Linked DNA regions of Homo sapiens: region 2 is linked to region 1. A link is an interaction called in ENCODE POLR2A ChIA-PET data of the cell type or tissue named here. Cell type or tissue: HepG2. All regions are shown on one strand. Links, peaks and the distances in the headings refer to the core of each region. The heading gives the core; the rest is flanking DNA. Region 1 has its middle 140 kb from the start of LINC01777. Region 2 overlaps LINC01777 (long intergenic non-protein coding RNA 1777).

What was found. ChIA-PET counts read pairs that join two places held together with the same protein. Peaks named below come from ENCODE experiments on the same cell type or tissue, not always from the same donor. Only the 100,000 strongest peaks of a DNase experiment are listed, where the experiment ranks them.
Region 2: POLR2A ChIA-PET joins it to region 1 with 7 read pairs; 2 of 35 experiments call an interaction of 5 or more read pairs at or near these places.

The regions. Positions count from the first base shown.
Region 1 is chr1:4,269,065-4,279,934 of GRCh38, forward strand. No RefSeq gene overlaps it. Among named protein-coding and RNA genes, the nearest start is that of LINC01777, 140 kb to the right of the region's middle. In HepG2, for the core only: no CTCF peak of the experiment used is centred there; a DNase peak (open chromatin) is centred at 4,907.
Region 2 is chr1:4,420,934-4,431,803 of GRCh38, forward strand. LINC01777 (long intergenic non-protein coding RNA 1777) reads left to right here. Exons shown (of 6, transcript NR_027088.1): 4 at 1,827-2,254; 5 at 2,415-2,515; 6 at 3,061-3,751. Among named protein-coding and RNA genes, the nearest start is that of LINC01777, 14 kb to the left of the region's middle. RefSeq lists enhancers at 2,080-2,580, 4,138-4,639. In HepG2, for the core only: no CTCF peak of the experiment used is centred there; no DNase peak of the experiment used is centred there.

The DNA of each region.
Region 1 (10,870 bases), core at 2,808-7,807:
TCCCAGTGGTCAGGGAGAGGAGAGGCAGCCAGGGCCCGGCTGCTGGGGTGCGGGAGCTCCTGGAGAGGTGAGGATATTTCTAGAGGATATTAAACAAACAAGACCTGGGAGCTGTCTCCAAGGCTGAGAGAATGTTCCAGCAACTCACCCGTGGAGGGTCCCACATGTGCAGTCCCGTGCCCTCCCCACAGGGACACAGAACCAGCCGTGCGGCCAACATGCCGCGCCACACTCTCCTGATGAGGTCTCTTCATCTTTCAACCCATCCCAGAGATTGCAGCTCTCTTTTCTCAAGCCTGTGTTTATTTTTTGTGCTTCTCTTTCCTCAAGAACAGGATTTAAAAACTGAATTAATGTAGCAAAATTCCATCACAAAAGCTTTGAAGCAACAATTTTCCAAACGCCACACTGAGAAGGGCAAGAGGAACCGGCGCGGCCCCACTGGCGGCTTTATTATCCAGCTGATCGCTTGCTAAGTGAATCTCCACTGCATTTTTCTACCCGGGACACCCAGCTGACAGCAGCTTTCTACCTCTGTCTTTGAAGCTTAATTTACAAAGTGCCATCTGACATAGCTAAGATTTGGCTTTCTCTTTTTAATTCCCTTCCCTCTGGTTTTTCAAAAAAAGTGGGGGAAAGACTTAAAAGAAAAGCTGCACAGGCAAAACTAATGAATAAATAAAGAGCCAGGACGAACACATGGACACAGGAAGGGGAACATCACACACCGGGGCCTGTTGTGGGGTTGGGGGGAGGGGGAAGGGATAGCATTAGGAGATATACCTAATGTTAAATGACGAGTTAATGGGTGCAGCACACCAACATGGCACATGTATACATATGTAACAAACCTGCACGTTGTGCACGTGTACCCTAAAACTTAAAGTATAACAACAACAACAACAAAAAGAGCCAGGACAGCGGCCCCAGGTCTGGGCTTCATCATACATAAACAAAGGGGTTTCGGCGGAGGAGCCTCAAATCTTTCCTGCTTCCTTTGTCCTGGGGTTCGGGGTGATTTGCTCAGTCATGGCTGCACCTGAGCTCTGTTAGACGTTTTCTTCAATTAAGTGTTCGTTTTAGGATGAAAAGAGCCGCAGCTCTGTCAGTTACGCCTCCATATTGATCGTGTAGAAATTGGCTGTGGGTTCAGCCATTTGGCATTTGATTCATTATTTTCAATCAAGCAGCTTGTGTGTCAGGCTATTAAGGTAGCCACAGTCTCCAGGGCCTATGCATGATCCAGTTATTTCCATTATTGAGACACAACCCAAATTAACTGAACCATAAATGTTTTCTTTTAGTGGGCAGCTGGGGAAGAATGCATGGAAATCTATCAAGAGTTTCATTTTCCATGGAAATGTAACATAGTAAATGGAAACCTCTTAGTCCTCGGAGAGAAGCCCATGGACCTAGCACTGGGGTCTTTGAGGGGACCCCAGCCCAGCTTTTCAGTGTCTCAGGAAGGGGTGATTTTGAGAAGCTGATATGTGTAATGCAACAGAAAAATACTGCTACTCGTGTGCTGGGTGAGCTGAGCATTTCCAGGCGCAAAACAAGTGTGCAGCCTCATTCAGAGACACGTATCACTTAGGGCTCTTTTTTAGGGAGGTTATAGAAAGCCCAGCTCCCGATGTCATCTGGCTTAAGGAAAAAGGCAGTTCCTTGCCTCACAGGGCAAAACAGCCCCGGGAGAGCCCTAGCATCAGGTGTGGTTTGATCAGGGCTCGCCGTCACGCGGTGCCTTGGTTCTCCATCTCTATTCTTGGTGTTGGCGCTGTTTTCAGGCAGCCCTCCCTGTGCTGACAACTTGGCTGCCGGCAGCTCTCAGCCTGCATCTTTTCCATCTTGAATCCGTAAGAACAAAATAAAACAGTTTCTTCCAGTAGCTCCTGCAGAAAGCTAGAAGAGACTTCTTCCCAGGAATCTTCCGAGATGAACCTTGATTTCGTTGGCCAGGCAGATTGCATAACTGTTTACAAATCAATCAGTGTAGCTATGGAGATGGGATATATGAGGGGCTAACACTGCCCATGGTGGGTGGGGCCTTGGAGCCTGGGGTGGCATCAAAGCTCTCAAACCCCTCTGCTGACGATGGAGGAGGACAGTCAGAGACTACAGGAAAGAGAAGGGGCATGGAGGCCGCTGTCCACATGGGTGTGCTCTCCTGCTCAGTGGGCAGCCAAGACAAATACCCTCAGAGAAAACAAACAGCTCCCCTTGTCCTCATCCCCTAGTCCTGCAGGAGCTTCATTTCCAGGTGGGAAAGCCACAACCTTCCCCAAATGTTCAGCAGCACCTGAGCCAGCTCTTCCCCTTCCTGCAGAACTGCACCGCCCTTCTCTGGGCCGGCTCCCTCACTCTGGGCTCCTACACTTAGGGCTCTAGCCAGTGTCCCACCTGGGCATTTCCACATCTAGTGCCCTCCCTGATTGCCTCTGGGCTGGCACAGGGCTGCCGTCATGAGCCAGGACCATGGGAATCATTGTTCTGGTTTACTTGCATAGTTTCAGCTAACTTCCCCCGGTACAAGTTAACTTAAATGTTATAAAGCATTTTAGAATCACATAAATCCATATTTTGTAATAAAAATGCAAATGATACAGAGGTGACTACCTCCCCCCTCCCAGATCACTCCCTCCCGACTGCCTCTGGTCCAGTTAGATGTGGGCGGGATGAGCAGGAGAGGGCCCTGCTGGAGAGGCGCAGTGGTCAGAACTGCGGTGGATGGGCTGTGAATGGCCCCTACTGAGAGAGGCTGCAACATCAGGTGGGAAAGGCTGGGGGCCAGGCAGGGCTTAGTGCAGGGGCTGGAGCATGCAGTCTGCAGGGTGGACCCTGAAGGAGGATGGAGCCTCTCTCTGGGTCAGGCTCTGTGACCTTGCCTTCCACCTTCTCAACTGCAGTGTCTGTAAACCTCTTCCAAGTGTGACTTCCCAAAGCTTGCAATCCATTGCTCCCTCCTTTCTTCTTCCTTCCTTCTTCCTCCTACTCTTTCTTCCTTCCTCCATTCCTCCTTCCTTCTCTTCTTCTCCCTCTCCCTCCCTCATTCCTTTGCCCTGCTCCATCCCAGGGCATTAGTGTACTTATTGTGGCTAGTGGTGAGTGGGAAGACATTGCTGGGTTAATAGCTGTAATTGTTGACTCATGGACAATCAATCGCCCCAGCAAGTCCACAGTCCTGAGTGACTGCAAAGAGCAGCAGTGACCGCTAGGCTTGGCCAGCAGCAGATGGTCCTCTCCTCTCACGTAACCTGGGAGGTAGGACCGGAGGGGCTTCTTGGATGAAAAAAGGGCAGGCAGTCCACTCTGGGCTCAGGGCAGGGTGGCTGGATTTAGCATTTTATCTGGCAACCTCATCTTAAGGCCTAGGAGGCTGCAGCCTAAAGGTCCACTTGACAATTCCATCTTTTCCTCCATGGTTAGCTTTGCTCCCTGCCTGGGGACGGGACCTAGAAGCTCCTCAGCCCTTGTGTCCTCCACCGCTCCATGCCCAACCTCACTACTCTAGGGCAGAGTGAGCAGGTGCTTCAGGAGGGCAGGGGTTCCTGTGTCCTCTTTTCTTCTTTGTGGCTGTAGTTCCTGCATCCAGAGGGTTGTCCCCCGTGGCAGTCACCCAGCAGATATTTGCTGAATGGATGACTGAAGCATCTCTGATGGTGCCCGTTCTCTCAGCTCTCTGCCTCTGTCCAGCACCTGCTCCTTTCCTGACTGGATCATTCCAACAGGAATGGGCCCCAGCCTATGGACACATAGAATTTTGTGTTGCCACTTTTCCTTTTGGCATTTTAAAGGTGTTCTTCTGTTGAATTGCCTCCATAGTTTCTGGTAGATGTCTACAGTAATTGAAATTATTTTTTCTATGTCTGTGACTTATTTTTTAATCTCCGATTGCCTTTAAGATTTTTGTTTCATCTTTGTTTTTAGCAGTTTGATTATTATGTGCCTGGCATGGTTTTCTTTGCATTTATATTGTTTATGATTTTTGCTAAACTCGAAAATGTCAATTTATATGCATCACCAAGTTTAGGAAGTTGTTGGCTATTATTTCTTCAAATTTTTTTTTCTGCTTATTCTTCCTCTAGTCTCCAATTACCTATATTTTAGAGCCAGTCCCCAAGGCTCTGTCCATTTTTCTTCAGTATTTTTCTTTTTATTCTTTAGACTGGATGATTTCTACTGATCTGGTTTCAAGTTCATTTACTTATTAACTAATAATTTCCCTGTTGCTATGAAACCCATCACTTACGTTTTTATTTCAGATACTCTAATTTTTAGTTCCACCTGCTCCATTTTCTCTGTTTATACATTTTCTACTTTTCTGCTGAGAGTTCCTTTCTCTCCACTTGCTGTCAGCATTTCCTTCTGCCTCACGGAGCATGGTTGTGCTAGCTGCTTTACAGCCTACCTCTGTTAATTCCAGCATTTGAGTCATCCTGGGTCTGATCTCTGTTGATTGTCTTTTTACTTGAGAATTATCCCCCCTTTCATGGTTTTCTTGTGTGTTGAGTAATTTGGGGTAGCACCTGGACGTTGTGAATGCTGTGTGTGGAGATTCTGGTGTTTGTTACATTTCCCTAAGGAGTATTATTTTGTTTTAGCAGACAATTCACTTGGGTAGATGCAAACCACAAATTCTGTTACCTACAAGTAGTGGCAGCTCAGATCTTGGTTCTGTTCCTTTTCCTTTTTCTTTAACTGAGTTGTTTTCAGATAAAGAGAACAGTTCAAAGGTCAGTTGGAGACTTTGGGTCGAGATTAAAGGCAGACTCTGGGGCTCCCCTTCTCTGGTCTTATCCTTCATGAGCTCCCTTCTCACTCCCCAGCATCTGTGGCCTCCTGGGCTGTGTCTCCTCCTAGCCAGAGAGATGGCGGGTTCTCTATCAGGGCTCCAGCGGCACCAAGCCCTGCTGGAATCAAGGTCTTTCTACAGATCAAAGCCGTGCAGATGGGAGACTTGTCACAACTGGTCTCTTCTTCTTGCCTTTGTTCACTCTCTAAAGGCTTTGAGAAGTTTTGTTTGTTTTATTTTGGGCTGGAGTTTATCGTTCTCCTTCCTCCCCCCCCCCCCCCTCCCTCCCTCCCTCCCTCTCTCTCTCTCTCTCTCTCTCTCTTTCTTTCTTTCTTTCTTTCTTTCTTTCTTTCTTTCTTTCTTTCTTTCTTCTCTCTCTTTCTTTCTTTTTTTTTTTTTTGACAGAGTCTTGCTTTCTCACCCAGGCTGGAGTGCATTGGCATGATCTCAGCTTACTGCAACCTCTGCCTCCCGGGTTCAAGCGTTTCTCCTGTCTCAGCCTCCGGAGTAGCTAGGATTACAGGTGTGCCCTACCACGCCTGGCAAATTGTTGTATTTTTAGTAGAGACGGGGTTTCACCACGTTGGCCAGGCTTTTCTCCAACTCCTAACTAACCTCAGGTGATCTGCCCACCTCGGCCTCCCAAGGTGCTGGGATTACAGGCGTGAACCACCACACCTGGCCCGTTTATAGTTATTTTCCATGGAAGCATTAGTCCACTGGGAATGTATTCTACCATATAATCTCAATAAATATTTAATTCGGTCCACTTACTTATTTATCTGTTTACTTATTTACTTTTTGGACTCCTTGGGGCTGGGGATCTATGCCTCTAGTTCTGCCAGGATAGAAATGGGGCAAGGAAGGGGAGGGCTGAAGTGTAAAGTGGATGAAGTGTCCATCAGTGCCTGAATCTCTGCTTCAGAACAGCGGCTTGGGTTTTTTCTTTTGTAGCTATTTTATATATGGACATTTCACGTAGGATTTCATTGTAAACTTTTTATTGGCTAAAGTATATTTGAAAATCATTTGTCTAAATATTCTCCAAGTTCTGATGCTCGGAGGAACTCTGGCTTCTGGGGGCTTCAGCCATGTGTGTTTAGAACCCTGGTTCTTGAACCAGACTGACTTGTGTTTGAATCCCAGTTTGGCACGTACCAGCTGTGTGACCTGGGACTCATTCCTTACCCCTACTCCACCGCCATTTCTTCATCTTTAAGATGGAGATAATTATACCACACTTATAGAAGGGTGTGAGCACCCAGGGAGATAGGGCACATTTAGCCTTCAGCAGAGGCGTCACGTATGGCAGTCGTGTGTTATGGACTAAATGGTTGTGTCTCTCCAAAGTCCATGTGTTGAAGCCTTGACTTCCAGTGTGATGGCATTTGAAGGCGAGTCCTTTTGGAGGTAATTAGGTCATGAGGATGGGGCCCTCTTGATGGTATTCGTGCCCTTATAAGAAGAGATGCCACAGAGCTTTCTCTCTTCCCTGCTATGCGAGGACGCTCAGAGAAGGCAGTCAAGCCAGGACGAGGCCCTCACCCTGCTGGCACCCTGGCCTTGGACTCCTAGCCTCTAGAGCTGCACGAAGTAAGTGTCTGTGGTTTAAGTCCCAGTCTGCACTACTTGGCTATGGCAGCCCGAGATGCCAAAGACAGTGTGAATGCTATTGATTAGTAGTACTCATTAAAGTCAACACAGATACTTCTGTGAATAAAAGCTAATGTACTGGAGAGCTTGATGAGATCTAGGGACAGCATAGAAAGCCCCCTTCCCTCACTCTGCAGAACAGTTGCATCCATGTGACCCTGAGACAGAAGCCCTCTGCTCATTATCAAAGATGTGACAGCTGCCACTTGGTCACTTTAGAATCAACAGTCCTAGGCCCCTTATTGACAGCTCCCGGCTCCCCCAGCTGGACTGGCCAGGGGGATTGCCTCTCTTACAAATCCCCTCCAGGATGCAGCGAATAGAAAACTTGCATTTAGAAAAAGGATGGACCAGGATTCTGGGTGTGAGGGGCATTATCCATTGTACAAGAGGGTTTCCGGTATGTCCCATCCTAAATATCTAGCTTCTTTTAATGCCCTTACAATAGATTCATTGTAAGGATTTGAGCGTTTTAGGGAGTAGGTCTAAACTGAAGTCTGCTGCCCTGTTGTTGGAGTCCCGGCGTATCTGGAGGTGAGAAGGGCACTGCCCTCTGAGCAAATGCCCAGTGAAATTGCAGAAGGAGGTGGGTGTGGGGTGGGGAGGAAGGAAAAGTCATGCGGGCCACTTGTCCCATCGGGCGGCTTCACAAGGTCATCATCAAATGTGATTTTCCAATTGCCACCTCGTTGCTGTGGGCACAAATGGAACCCGAGATTGTTGGAAATCTATATGAAAGTCCTGTTCCGTGTCAGGCTCCTAACAGCTTTTCCTTGTCCCTCCCCTGAGCGGGGGAAAGCGAACCCGACACAGCACAGGAAGAAATGTTTTGGTTTGGTGAACGTCTTTAAATTTTCTGTAGCTTAGGGCTTTGTCCTCATTTGCAAAGCAGGATTGAATCTTTGTGTGGGTGGAGGTGGGGTGTGTGGGGAGGAGGGAAGTCAGGATTTAGGCTTAACAAAGAGACTCCCAACTGAGGCTAACCCAGTGTGGCCCACACTCTAAAGTATCCTGACAACTGTCAGGAACCACCTAAGGCTCCCTAACATGAAAAAAGACTTTTTCTCCCTGGACTCAAGAGCAGGGTTGGGATTTGCTTAATTTCAAGGCTGAGTTAACCCCTTTTTGCCCATAGAGGTCCAGGATCTGTGGTCTGTTAGTGTTAATTCAAGTATAGCCTAAAGCTGTCTCCTCACATATTTTAAGTTTGACCTAAATGTTTCTCTGTTCATGGTGAACTATAACCTAAATGGACTTGTAAACAGACTGTAGCCTACTCTTGTGCCAATCACCGAGTTTTGGCCCATCAGAGGTGGCCAGCTGTTCAAATCGTGTTCAAGAAGGCAAGTGCCAACTTGTAACTAATCTAGCTGTTTCTGCACCTCACTTCTGTTTTCTGTACATCACTTTCCTTTTTCTGTCCACACATCTTCTTTTGCCATGTAGCTGTGCTGAAGTCTCTGTGCCTACACCGGCTTGGGAGGCTGCCTGATTTGTGCATAGTTCTTTGCTCAGTTAAACTCTTCTAAATTTAATTTGGCTAAAGTTTTTCTTTTAACAGCAGAGAGGTAGAAATCTGATCAGCAAAGGTCTTTGATTAGCACTTTTTGCTTATTTGTTTGTTTTAAACAAGATCAACCCGTGTTTCTTAAGATCAAGTGGTAGAAAATACTCTTTGCAAAGTTATAGCTCTCCTAGCAATGTGTGCTTGCATGAGTGTGAGTGTGTGTGTGTGTGTGTGTGTGTCTTATTTCACCCTTTGTTGCCACTGTTGATGTCTTCAAAGCAACTGAAGTATTCAACTTTTACAACTGCAGGGAAAGGGCCTGGCATCTGTGCCTTGGTGGAGAGTCTGGGGGAAGGCAGGTCCAGAACCCAGCAATGGGTATGATCCTGATCTGGCCTACTTAGATTGGGAAGGCTGAGCTCCTGAGGCAAGTCAGGGCCCTGAAGCGAGGAGGAAGAAAAAGTAACTGGTGGGTGAGAAGTCAGAACGTGTCACCTGGACCAGACTCTCAGAGAAGTGGGGCTCTCAAGAAGGGCTGCTGAACTTCAGATAACTCCTTGAGGCTATTAGTACCTCAGAGGCCGTCAGTAAGTGGATGATGAATGAATGAATGATTAAATGAATGAATGAGGCTGGGGACTCTGCCACACTTACCTGTTTATTCCCCACAGGTCTTGGCTCAGGGCTGGGTACAGAGAAAGTGCTTGGTAAATGTTGAATTAATTACAGAATTGTTTCAGTCCCTCAGGGAATTCAGAATTCCACAGGCTTTGCCATCCTGGGGGCTATGCACGTGCCTCATGCTGCAGCTTTGGTTTCTCTAAAGGAAGCTAGTCCAAGGTCTTTCCATCTGCTCTGGAGCTGTGGAACTTGTAGAAGAATCCTACCAAGCTGATTTACCCTCAGGCAAATTTGAGCCTTTTCTTCACAAGTCCAACTGTGAATACTTGTCTGTACTCAGATTCATTTTCTCTTACTCTGCTGGAGGACTGAAGCCAAACTGATATAATGACTCATAATAAATAATTTATGACGGTGGTGGAAATACAGATGTTATTCTTCCAAAGTATGCAGATACAGAAAAGTTTTTAAGTCTCAGGAAAGACTTGTGGGGATATTTTCACCACTTTGACCATAGGTGGAAAAAGATTTCAGGGCACGTTTAGCAGCCATGAAGTCATAACATATAAGGTCATGCCTTAGGTGGCCCAGAGCTCTTCCTTCAATCTGACTTAAACGGCACACCCTATGTCGATGAAGCCAGACAAGCACATTGAACTCCTTTAACACTCACTTCTGAAACTGGGCTTCACTGTGGAACTTGGGAGGGACTCCACCTGAACTAATTCTCCTCTAGGCAATTTCATTGGAACAAAGTTTTATGTGGCAAATAATGAGCAAAGCAGCTGTAAAATCCTAAAGGAATGAAAAATAATTTTTAAAGAGATGCTGACATCTCTTAGAAAGAGAATATCACATTGATTCCTTCAATAACTATGAGAAACATGCATCTGTAGCATACATTTTAATAGGCATTAAAGACATTTTAATGAGAAAACAATTTAAAATTTGGTAAACATGTCTTTTGTTGATACGCAGCAGAGCTTTTTGGGGGTTAGGGGGAGGGGCTGGGGGCTCATTAGGTCCAGGTTGCTTTATTAGGTGCTCTGTTGTTCTGAATATTTTAGCAGCTGAGGTTCAGACTTGGGTGCCTGCAGACTTGAGTGTGATTATAAATAGGCTGTGATGTTGACAAAGAACCTGGGCATCTGTTTCAGAGATGGGCTGATGTTAAACCCTGGCACACTGCATCCAGTAGCCAATATCAGATAGCTCAAAACACTCATTATTCCTTCTCAAAATAAATGGCTTGAGAAGGAGGCAACACAGGCTGAGGATGTAATTTCATGAAAGTCCAGGCGTGGTCAGGGGGAGAACCATTCAAGTTACTTGATGTGGGAGAGTGACCACCCTGTAGGGCTTTGACTTTGGAGGCTCCTTGAGCTGGAATTTCATCTCTTGGTGCAGCAGAGCTCACTCTGGCAGGGAGAGAGGAACACCAGCTAATAACCCCAAACCATGCTTGTTCTCAGGCTAAGCCAAGTGAACATGGGACACAACCATTGTTTCTGACTGGTTTTACTCACCTAATTAAGGGACAGTGAATAATAATAGCTCAGTTATTCAGCTCTTACTCTGTACCAGGCACCATGTTCAGGATTCTACATGGGTTACTGTATTAGTTTTCTATTTCTTCAAAACAAATTACCATAGAAGCTTAAACAACACTCACTTATTATCTTACAGTTGTGGGTCAGGAGTCCAGGCATGGCTTAGCTGGGTCCTTTGCTCAGGATTTCCCAAGGCTGCATCAAGGTGTCACCTCATTTGGGTTCTCATCAGAGGTTCAACTGGGGAAGGATCTGCTTCTAAGTTCATTCAGGTAATTGTCAAAATTCATTTCCTTGCTATCGTAGAATGCACGGTGACTTTCTTCTTCATGGTTAGCAGGAAAGAAAGGATGTGTTGCTTGGAGACTTTGACTTCAGGGAGGGTCCCTGTCCCTTTTTTGAAGCGCTTATCTGATTTGGCCAGGCCCACCTAGGGCCTTTTGATTAGCTCAGAGTCAACTGATTAGGGACATTTATCACCTCTGCAATGTCTCTTCACTTTTGTCATATTCTATTGGTTAGAAGCAGGTCATAGGTCTCACTCATACATATGATGTGTGTAACAGGCCCAGGGCTGCTTGATGAACACATTGTCCTGATTAGAGTGTCATGACCAACAGCAAAATACACTTTGAATATTTTGGATCACACAAAGGCATGGATATTGGGGGAGTGGGAATCAAGGAGTCACCCTAGAGTGCCACATTGCTACCACAATCGGCAATATCCACCAAAACCCTATGAGCT
Region 2 (10,870 bases), core at 3,266-8,265, 150 kb after region 1:
CTCATGTCTTCTATTATCCCAGGCAATTTAGCAATGTTTCAGAAAATCACCCTGAGCCCACCCTGCCAGCCCTCATCCAGCCACTTCCTCTTCCAAGGATGAGAGAAAGGCAGGGACATAGCTGGCAGCAGAGGCCACCTTGTCCCCAAAGTGCTGGGGGACCTGTTCATCGGAGTGAAGCAGTTGACCAACTGCCCTTGACATTCCACCTCTGACCCTTTCGAGGCCAGATTGGTTGGCCAGGCTGCCTCCTTCTGTCTGTTTTTTTTTTCTGCACTGTCAATCAATAGAAAAGGCATCAGAGACATTTAAGAAGCACAACTAATCAGTGAAGCATTCAATTAATTAGGCAATCATTTTTCTGCACTTGATTTTCATTACAGTGAGTTTATTTTCATTTCTTGTGTAGGAAAAAACAGGTGCTCACATTTAGCTTCATCAGCTTCCTGTTGCCGTTGGATTCACGTATTATTTTAAAAATAGGTTTATTTTAGGGGAAAATGTGACCTGGGAAAACCCACTCGTATTTACTCCCCAAGGTTGCTGCTTTTGTTGTGGTGTTGGTGGTGTTTCTCCCTGCCCCCCAACACTGGGATGGTTTAAAAACATAAGTGAAGCTGTATCACATTCCACCAACCGTTGCTGAAGCCTTTGTTCCTTCTCAAAAGTTATGCCTTTTCCTTTCTCAGAGAGGAAAGAGGCCTAAATTTACATTTACTAGGAGCCTCTGAAACAGGTTATCCTCAATGTAGGTGGTGGGTAACATTATTTCCTAAAAGGCAACTGTGTTCACCCACTGACAGTTTCCAGGCCCCTCCCAGGGGGCTCAGAACTGCTGTAAACCCAGACCCAGTGGCATAAGGCTGGACGTGAGCCCAGCTGCAAACCCAGAATAATGACCTGCATACACACATTTCTCACTGCCTCTAGGATCAAATCCCCCATTCCGAGGCTCTCAGATCCCAGGATGAAAATGCTGCTGCCTGAGTTGGAATTGTCCTCGTGGTGCAAATAGCAGACTTAACAACATTCATGTTAATTACTTTTCCTGAGTGTCATTCTAAAAGAAAGAAATATACCAGTCTGCTTTCCGTTTTCAGATGATGTTGGCGGTCTTGTCCTCCAGCCCAACTACACTTGTGAGGTCTTTAAAGCACAAGTGAAGATAGTTAAGCTGCCCCTCCCCATCTCTCCCTCTCTTGTCTATTTTTCCTTTGTTTGTGATACGAAGGGTTAATGTAAAAATAGATGTTCTGCAGGCATCATAGAGTTCCTCTTTAGGTTCCCATGGAAACCGAGCAGCGCAAGTATGTGAAGAATTTTTTTAAGTTAGCCCAAGATTTTGTCCTCCAAAGATTTAGGGTCATTCTGCCTTGTGGTTTGGGGGCATTTTTTTTTAAAGTTTTTTTTAAGTAATTAATAAAATAACTTCACCTTCCCTCCATCCTCCCCAACCTACTCACAGAGCATTCTTTTATTTAAAGTGTCCAACACAAAGGTTATTTTGTGACATTTTGAATAATGCAACCCCTTAAGGGTATTTTTTTAAAGTTCTTTTGCAACAAAGTTTCTCCTCCCCAACCTCAGAAGACGGAAACAAAAGAGACATTTATTTCGTTCGATTTAAAGTGATTTGGAATTGCTGCTGGGGTTAGATTATGGGAAATTGCCCACCAGGGAAACAAACTTGGTCACCACCCCTGAACTGCAGTGATGACGTCCCATGGGGACACACAAGACAAACAAAATACTGAGAAAACCGAGGTTCTCACTCTGCCCACAGAGGGAGCTCCGAGTTGCAGCTGCCTCTTTCTGCTCCTTTTCAGTTCAGATAAATTGCACTTGGTCAACGGAAATGTCCTAAGGGCACTGCAGCTGCAGCTGGAGAATGAAGAAGACATAAAATTAGGGCTTTTGTCACTGTCGCTTGATTTCATTAAAGGGCATTAGTTCTCGGCGAGATATATGGGGTTGGAGAGGACAGGAGCCAGAAGCTCCCAGTGCAGCAGCAAGGCTGGCCCACGTGAGCACCTGGAGCATCATTTCTGCTGCCACATGCTTGGGCTGCCCCACCCCGCCGTGCCCTGCTCAGCCGTGCCCTGCTCCATCTCCCTCGCCAGGCCTGAGACCGGCCCCCAGTGTGTTGTGACTCCTGAGGTCTCTCAGCTCTCCCTCAACCCCCAGGAGAATTGCTCTCCACTCCAGAAGCCGCCTGATGGGGAGGCTGACCCCTCTCCAGGACTGACTGATCCAGGTACAAAGGGTCCCCTTGCGGCAGTGGTGGAGCACCCTGTACAGCAGTTTGGGCTCTGGGCTCTCCTTTGAGATCAGGCCAATGCCTGAGTCATCCTGGCTTGACAAGGTGGGATGAAGGTCTCCTCCACCTCCAGGTTCCTTCCTTCCCTCCTTTATAGGTTTATCCTGACAGTAACCTCTCCCCAGGTCGGAAGACCTCTCAGGCTCTGTTTCTAGGGAGGCTGACCTGCTGACAATGCTCCTAGCTGGATTTTGTAAGGTAAATATACCCTTTTATATGGGTTGAGTTATGTCCCCTTAAAAGATGTCAAAATCCTGACCGCTAGTATCTGAGAATGTGACCTTATTGGAAATCGGGTCTTTGCAGATCATCAGGTTGACAAGAGGTCACTGAGGTAGGCCTTACTCCAATAAGAAATGTCAAAGGTCAATGTCAAAGGATAAATCAAGTGTGTAAGGTCAATGCCAAAGGACAAATCAGATGTGAAAGGTCCATGTCAAAGGTCATATGAAATGTGTAAGGTCAATGCTAAAGGACAAATCGAATGTCAATGGTCAATGCTCAAGGTCACAAGTGTGTTCCTGACAAGGTCTTTCTCATTGACCAAGCTTTTGTCTGTCTTGGCCACCCCCAGTTGCAGCCCAGTTGCAGCAGGAGCCCTGCTGAGTCCACAGTGAGAGTCCCTGTCCCTGGGTCTCCTCTTGGTGGTTCCATCCACCAGCTCCTCATGGGCCCCCAGACTACAAATCCCAGGTGTCTTCATTGCATTTGGCATTGATCTCAGTCTCCCTCCTCCATTGCAGCGGTCTTGAATAAAGTCTTCCTCACTGTTTTAACAAGAGACAAGGTAATGTTCATTGAACATCTTATACAAAGAGGAAACCTGGCACAGAAGTGGACATGCACTCGGAGGGAAAATGCCAAGTGACAATGAAGGCAGAGATCAGGTGATGCATCTGCAAGCTGAGCAACATCAGGAATTGCCAAAAACCACCAGGAGCTGGAGAGGCCTGGGACAGAGCCTCCCACGGAGCCTCAAGGGAGCCAGCCCTGCCCACGCCTTGATCTTTGACGTCCGACCTCAAGAACTATGAAAGAACCCATTTCTGTTGGTGAAGGCTCCCCGTCTGTGGTCCCCTGTCCTGGCAGCCCTAGGAACCTGACCTCTGGTCCCTCTGCATCCCTGGCATCACTCTGCCTCCCTCTCTTTTTCTCCAGTGAATCCAACACACTCTCAGTGAGACAGCCAGGTGGCAAGGGGTTCTCGGAGAAACTCCAGCCGGCCTGCTCGCTGGGCATGTACACTGGAGTGGAGCCACAGAAGTTCACGGTGTTTGCAGCAGGGAGGAGCCTGGCCACTCCTCTTCCTGGTTGGAACCTGGAATTTATTTTGTGAGGCGGGAAGCCTATACTGGGGAGACTCTTGCTCTGCTGAGTCCCCATTCCCCCTTTATTTTCCTTTTTGCCCAATAAATCCTATTATTCTCAGTCTTCAAATTGTCTGTGAGCCTAATCTTTCATGGCCATGTGACAAGGACCCCGTCATTAGCTGAGCTAAGGAAAAGTCCTGCGACATCAGAAGGCTGAGTCCCAGGTCCTTTGTTCCAAGAGCTGAGCTTCCTCATGGGATGTGGGGAGGGGGGTCAGCGCAGGTGATCGGGAGGACTGAGGCTGTTGGAGGGGGACCCCAGAGGGAGGCTTCAGTGGCTGCATCCACAACTGGGCCACCTGGGCATCCTTCTGAGGCAGGTTTCTCTCCACGTGCATGGCGTGGCCCTTCCACACAGCTGTCACAAGCTAGGAGGCTCACATGCTCTTGGGATTCTCGGGACATCATGGGTCCCTGAGGGTGGCGCAGGCTGAGGGTGTGCTCCCCCGCCGGCCTGGCACAAAAACAGTAACATTAACATGCTTCTCCAGACCAAAGAGGCTGCTCTCAGTGTAATCAATGATGGCAGGGACTTCGAAATGTGCGTTTCCAGTGAACAACAATGTTTAGCCGCATGTAGTCATCAGGCACACCTAACTGGCTCCGGAAAGTGTTATGTTGTGAATTAAGATGACTGACGGAGAAATGTCAGTTTTATTAACATTCTTCCTTCGGACGATAATTTTATGTCTATAAGGATGAATTACAAAGGACTTAATGAAGGCGTCAGTCCAGAATGATGGGGTCCTTTTAGCAAAGCCTGCTTCCTTTCCTCGCTCTGTGTGTGGAGGTTTGATCTCTGCGTGGGGTATGGTTTCCACGTGCTGGACATGATTGGGCAAAAAGTCAACAAAACAGGCTGCTTGGCTTCAGGCTGACTGTGTAAAAGCCTCACCGGCTCAAGGAGGGATCGTCCTGGGCCCGACGGCAGCGAGTGAAATAGCAGCAGCGTTGCCATGGAAGATGGTTCCGTGGCACCCAGACATCAGCAGTGGGGCTGATGGGACTCACATCCACTCCATCACGACTTCATCTCCCAGGAAAGTGTCCTCCGGAGCTGGGAAGGTTCTTCCTTTGCCTCAGTCCCCGTTTCCTGCTCGTGTTCTGCCCAGGAGCCTGTGCAAAGGGCCCGTTGCCTCTCTCCGGCCCCTTGTGATGACTCCTCTCTGGGAAGTCCCCCACTTCCCGCACATTCCACTCTAGAAATTCCTTCTCTCTGCAGCGATCTGGTCATGTTTTCAAAAGGTGAGGTGCATTTTCAATTCTCAGCTCGCACCTAAGCTTCTGGCAGCTTTCAGGTGCCCCTAAAAATGGCATCCAAGGCTTCATCCTAGGCTACAGCCCCGCCCCCTTTCCGCCTGTGCCTCCTCCCACGGCCCCACCCACTTCCCTGCTGTGCCTCTTCCCACAGCCCCACCCCTTCCCGTGCTGGGCCTCCTCCCATGCCCCGCCCCTTCCATGCTGTGCCTCCTCCCATGCCCCGCCCCTTCCCGTGCTGTGCCTCCTCCCATGCCCCGCCTCTGAGCTCTTGCCCTTGCTGTCCCCTCCCCCCGGCATACCGTCCCCCTGGAAGCTTCCTTGCCCTCTCCGTTGTGTTGTGAGGTTTGAGTCAGGATGTCATTTATGAACAGGCCTGCTCTGAGCTCCCTCCTTGAGCTCTCCCCACCTGGTTCCGTGTTCTCACCTGCAGATTAGCCACTGCTGAGATCTCCTGCATGGACTTCCTACTTATGGAGGATCTCACACATGCTAGAAGGTTTCATGGGGAGGCCCTGGCTGCTCTGTCCAGGGTCTGGAGCAGGGCAGGTGCACAGCAAGGCAGCTCACTGCACGGTTGTTTGCGGAATGAAACGACTTTGCCAAAGCCATGGCCGCAGACATACGATGCTCTAAACATGTTTGTTATAACCATGTAAACACGCTTCTTTAGAAAAGCTTATTTCTTAGGAAACCTCTTTCAGTTTCTGTGGCAACAACTCAGATATTCCTGAGGTCCAGAAATGCGGCTGCTCTGCACGCTGGTCATGGGCCTCTCCTCACCTGCCCCCAGGACGGGAGCATGGGCTCCATCTCTGGGCCTCCTGAAAAATGAGATGTCGACTTGAGTGGCCTCCGACCCTGTGAGGCTGATGTCATCGCTCACCAGGCTGAAGTTCAGCCAGGCACTGAACCTTTCTCAGGCCCTCAAATTCAAACCCAGACCAACCTGTCACTCTCCTTTCCAAAGCATGGGCCACTCATCATGATCAAATGTCCCCTCTTCAATCTACACACTGCTTGGCATTGCCTGTTTGACTGTGAGAGACTCTGTGTCTGTGTGCATGCAACTGTGTGTGTATGTGAGCGTGTGTGACATTGTGTGTGTGTGTATGTGTGAATACAAGGAGGAGTGAGTGACTAAGAATGTGTGTGTGGGCATTTATGTGTGTGAGACAGAGTGGTGAAAGACTGCAGAGGCTAAGTGTGGGTGTGTCTGTGTGAGTGTATACAAGATGGGGAGTATGTGAAGCATGTTGGTGTGTGAGTGTGTGTGAGTGTTAGAATGTGTGTGAGTGTCAGTGTGACAGTGTGAGTGTGTATGAGTGCGTGTATGAGTGTGAGAGTAAAATTGTGTGATGAGTGGGTTTGAGGTGGTGTGCAAGAGTGTGCAACAGATTGTGTGTACAAGATGCAACAGAGATAGAGTGCATATGTACATAAGTGTGTAAACATGTATATGATATCCATGCATATATATATGGTGTGTGCCTAAATGTGCAGATGATATATAGTATACTTATGTGATATGTGTGTATAAACATGTATGTGATATAGATGCATGTATATATTGTATATATGTGACATGTGTGTAAACATGTACATGGTATAGATGCATATAAATATGTGATGTGTATGTATACACATGTATATGATGTGTGTGCGTGTGTGTGTGTCTTGGGAGGGCCTTGCTAGTCAGGGTGTAGTTAAAACATCAGCTGGGATCCTCCACCTACACAAAAACAAGGCAGTCAAAGGAGAACTTCACGTGGCTTGATGTCATTTCAATGAATGCAGAGTAGTGTTTATCTCTGGGCCAAATTCAGAGGCAGGGGATGGGTTTCAAGAGGGGCATGCACATGCAAACACACACACATATACACATGCATGCATGTATACACACTTGCATACACATACATACACATATACACACATGCACATATATACACGTACACACATATGCACACATACACGTGCATACATGTGTATGCATATATGCACACGCATGTGCACACACACATGCATACACACATACACTCATGCATGCACACATACATGCACATATATACACAAATACACATGTATGCATAGATATACACATGTATTCACACATATACACATACATATATATACATGCACACATGTATATGCCACATATACAGTTACATACACACATACATATGCACACATATACATACATATACACATACAAACATATATACCTACAGACACATATGTCTATACACATATAAACATACACTGATGTGTACACATATATACATGTATACATATACACACATATACACATACACACAGGTGTATACACACACATATATACATACATACACACAACACGGGAGTTTCACCCATATTGTTGATACTGTGGCTTTGAAGACAACTGCTGGTTTCAGTGTTTTCTACTTGAATATATGGCATTTCACAGTAAAAGCAGTAACCGAGCTCTTGTTAACAAAATGAACACTCCACATTTTTCAATTTTAATTATTTTGAAAAATCCAGCCCTTTTGTTGAAGGTACTTACAGGTGGCTTAGGTTCAGCTTCCTTTTTTACCCTCTGCTGGCTGTTTGTACTATGCAGAAATATCGTAGGAGAAAGAGTATCTACTGTCTTTCAACTGCACCTTGACTATATTCAGGTTTCAGTAGAATCCACATTGCGAAGTTATCTAGGCTCAATGAGATCTGATCATTTCTGCTCCCTCCTGCACCCCGTCAGCAAAGAGCAGGATTTGGGACCTCAGTTATGCAAAGTAGGGGCCTGGTGAAGACTGTGGGGTTTACAGACTGTGGCAGAGTCTTGCCATACACGTGGAAGAGAACTAGAGTTTTTTAAATCTGGAATTTCATAGCATAAGGCCCCAAGCTTTTAATTGCAGGAAGTCTCAGTGAAATAGTAGGAAAAAAATTATAACAATAAGAAACATATATTTGGTCTCTGTCCTCAGTTCCTGGCACAGAGCTCCCCAAATCCTTGGAATTTCCTGAGTGGTAGGGGTGCTGTGAGAAATCTTTTGTTCAAATGTTTCATCTTTGACCCTGGTTCCTGACACAGAGCTTGTAAATTCTTTGGCATTTCCTGGGTGACTGGAGCATCTTTTAGTCTAATAAGGTGACTCTTGAAGGCTCCTGGATGGGGCATGGTCATCAGAAAGATTGAGCCAGGATTAGGAGCCTGGAACTTTCAGCCCCATTCCCTTCCTCTGGGAAGGAAAGAGGGGCTAGATATTGAGTCAGTAATCCATCAGGCCTATGGGATAAAGTCGACATGAAAACCCCTAAACTATGGGGTTTGGAGAATTTCCATATGACCAAACATGTGGGTGCGCCTGTAGGGTGCAGCTCTGTAGAGAGAGCATGGAAGCCCCACACCCCAGCCCCCATGCCTGGCCCTAAGCACCTCCCATCTGGCTGCCCCTGTGTGCCCTTTGGAATCCCCTCTATTGGCATAAAATGCTAGTGAACATAAGCATGTGTTTCCCTGAGTTCTGTAAGCCATCCTAGCAAATTAATCGAATGGGAGAAGGGGTTGTGGGAAGCTCCAATTTGTAGTCAGGTCAGACAGAAGTTGGGGGCAAGCAGACTTGCAACTGGCATGTGAAGTGTGGGCAGCCTCTGGGACTGAGCCCTTCACCTGTGGGGTCTGATGCTACCTCCAGGTAGGTAGCATGAGGATTAAATTGAACCGGAGGACACCCTGTCAGTGACCCCTGGAGAACTTCTTGGCGTGTGGGGGAAAAGTCCCACTGGTCTGGTGTAGGAAGTGAAGTATGGGTAGCGGTGAGAGTAAGAGCCTGACTGGTTTTGCTTCTCTGTTTGCTTCTCTGTGGCCTCATACAGAGTCCCTGTAGAAGAGAGCCTGAGTTGGGTGCAGCATCAAGGGCTCAGGTGCATGGTTGATAAGCCTGTAAGAATGAGGAAATCCACACCTTCCCTGCTGTGCTCTGAATTTCTGTGCTCCTCAAAACCTCATATGTTGAAAGCCTCACACCCAAGGGGATGGAATTAGGAGGTGGGGGTCTCTGGGAGGTGATTACATCATAGAGACTGAGCCCTCATAAAGGAGATGAGTGTTCTTATAAAAGAGACCCCCTGGCTGGGCATGGTGGCTCACATCTGTAATCCCAGCACTTTGGGAGGCCGAGGCAGGAAGATCACTGGAGCCCAGGAGTTCAAGACCAGCGTGGGTAACACAGCAAGACTCTGTCTCAAAAAAAAAAAAAAAAAAAAAAAGAGACACGTAAGACCTGCCTTGCCCCTTCCACTGCATGAAGACACAGCAAGAAGGTGCTGTCCATGAACCAGGAAGTGGGTCCTCAGCACCACTGAGTTTGCCGGTGCCTTGATCTTGAACTTCCCAGCTTCCACAAATGTGAGAAATACACACTTTTGTCGTCTATAAGACACTAAGTTTATGACATTTTGCTCTAGCAGCCCGAACAGACTCGGGCCTTCCACCACGCATTTTTCTTAAGGAGGTGAATGTAGTCTTTGCCCTTTGAGCTGGCAGCCCTAGTTTGAGGGTGATGGACTCCCATAGACAGCACATCACCTGGTGTTTCCAGGAAGGGCCCCGGGGGGTTTCTGGCTCCTTGGGTATTGTGGCTCACTGTTAGAACCCTTCTCTCAGTAGGAGGATGAGACACCTTTACCTGTTGCCACCAAATCTCAGAGCCTTCCTGATGGAGAAGCTGTCTCCTCCACTAGAAGCTGGAGGTGGGCACGTTGAGGGGACAGGAGTGGATCTGGCAGTTGTCTCACTGAAGCAGTTCCCAGGAGCAGCACCATTCTGGAAGCTGGCCTCCATCCTCCCAGTGCCATGAGAAAGGCCAGTCCCAGGCTCAATGAAGAGACTTGTGGAGCAGCCCCACATGGCCCGAACTGGAAACAAACCTCTGCGGCTTGGGAGCCACTGGGATTGGGGGATTGTTTCTTACTGCAGCCTTTTAGTGAAACCTGGCTCCCATTGGCATGTTGCCCCCAAATCCTCCTTTGGGGACTTCAAGTCTAAAAATCCTCCTGAGCAAGAACTTGGGGCCTGTGTGGATCCAGGCACTGGATGTTTTCACAAGAGAAGCAGTGGCGAGAACAGATGCAGACCACGACACCCGTGCTCCTTACTGAGATGGGGATAGCATCAATAAGGAGGTGCCCAGTGCACATTTCTAGTCTGAAATATTTATGGATTGGCACATACCCTAGAAAGAAGCTGTCACAATCGGTGGCATGTGCTGGAATGCTGGCAGGACAGAATGATCAGAAACCAAGCTTAGAAACAACCCTGCTCACTGGCTTTCTTCCTGGCGAGTTATTGGGGCTAGTCCAGCCCTACAGCTCTCAGCTTCAACACTGGCATGTCTTGTCCTCCCTGCAATAACAGACAGACCTGATCCCTGCAAGATGGCCAGGACGCTGTCACCAGCCATCTCAGCCCATTCTCCCTCCAACCCTGGCAGGTTGGTAGGACAGATCTTACCCCTGTTTTAGACACGAGGGGCTGGAAGTGGGGGAGTTTAAGTGGCCTCTTTCGTCCAGGTGACAATGAAACTCTGATGATTACAAATCCCACATTATTGACATTATATCTGTGTCTTTCAATGTGCATTTTGCAGAAAACTACTTATGTGGATTATAAAAGATATGCTTTAAATACAGGACATATGTTTAAAAATATGGGGAATGCTGGGCTGCATGAAACTGATGCTGTCACCCCAGGGAGTCTCAGAGCTTTGCTACGCGATGGTGAACTGTGGATCTCCAGGCAGCAGCAGCGATCCTGTCACTGGTTGAATTTGGGTCTCAATTCTGCCCTCCCCTACAGTCGTGTCCTGTCTTGGTGTGGTGGCTGACGTGTACTTCCTTCTGCTTGAGTTGGAAGTGGCCACATGACTAGCTTCAGCTGTTGGAAT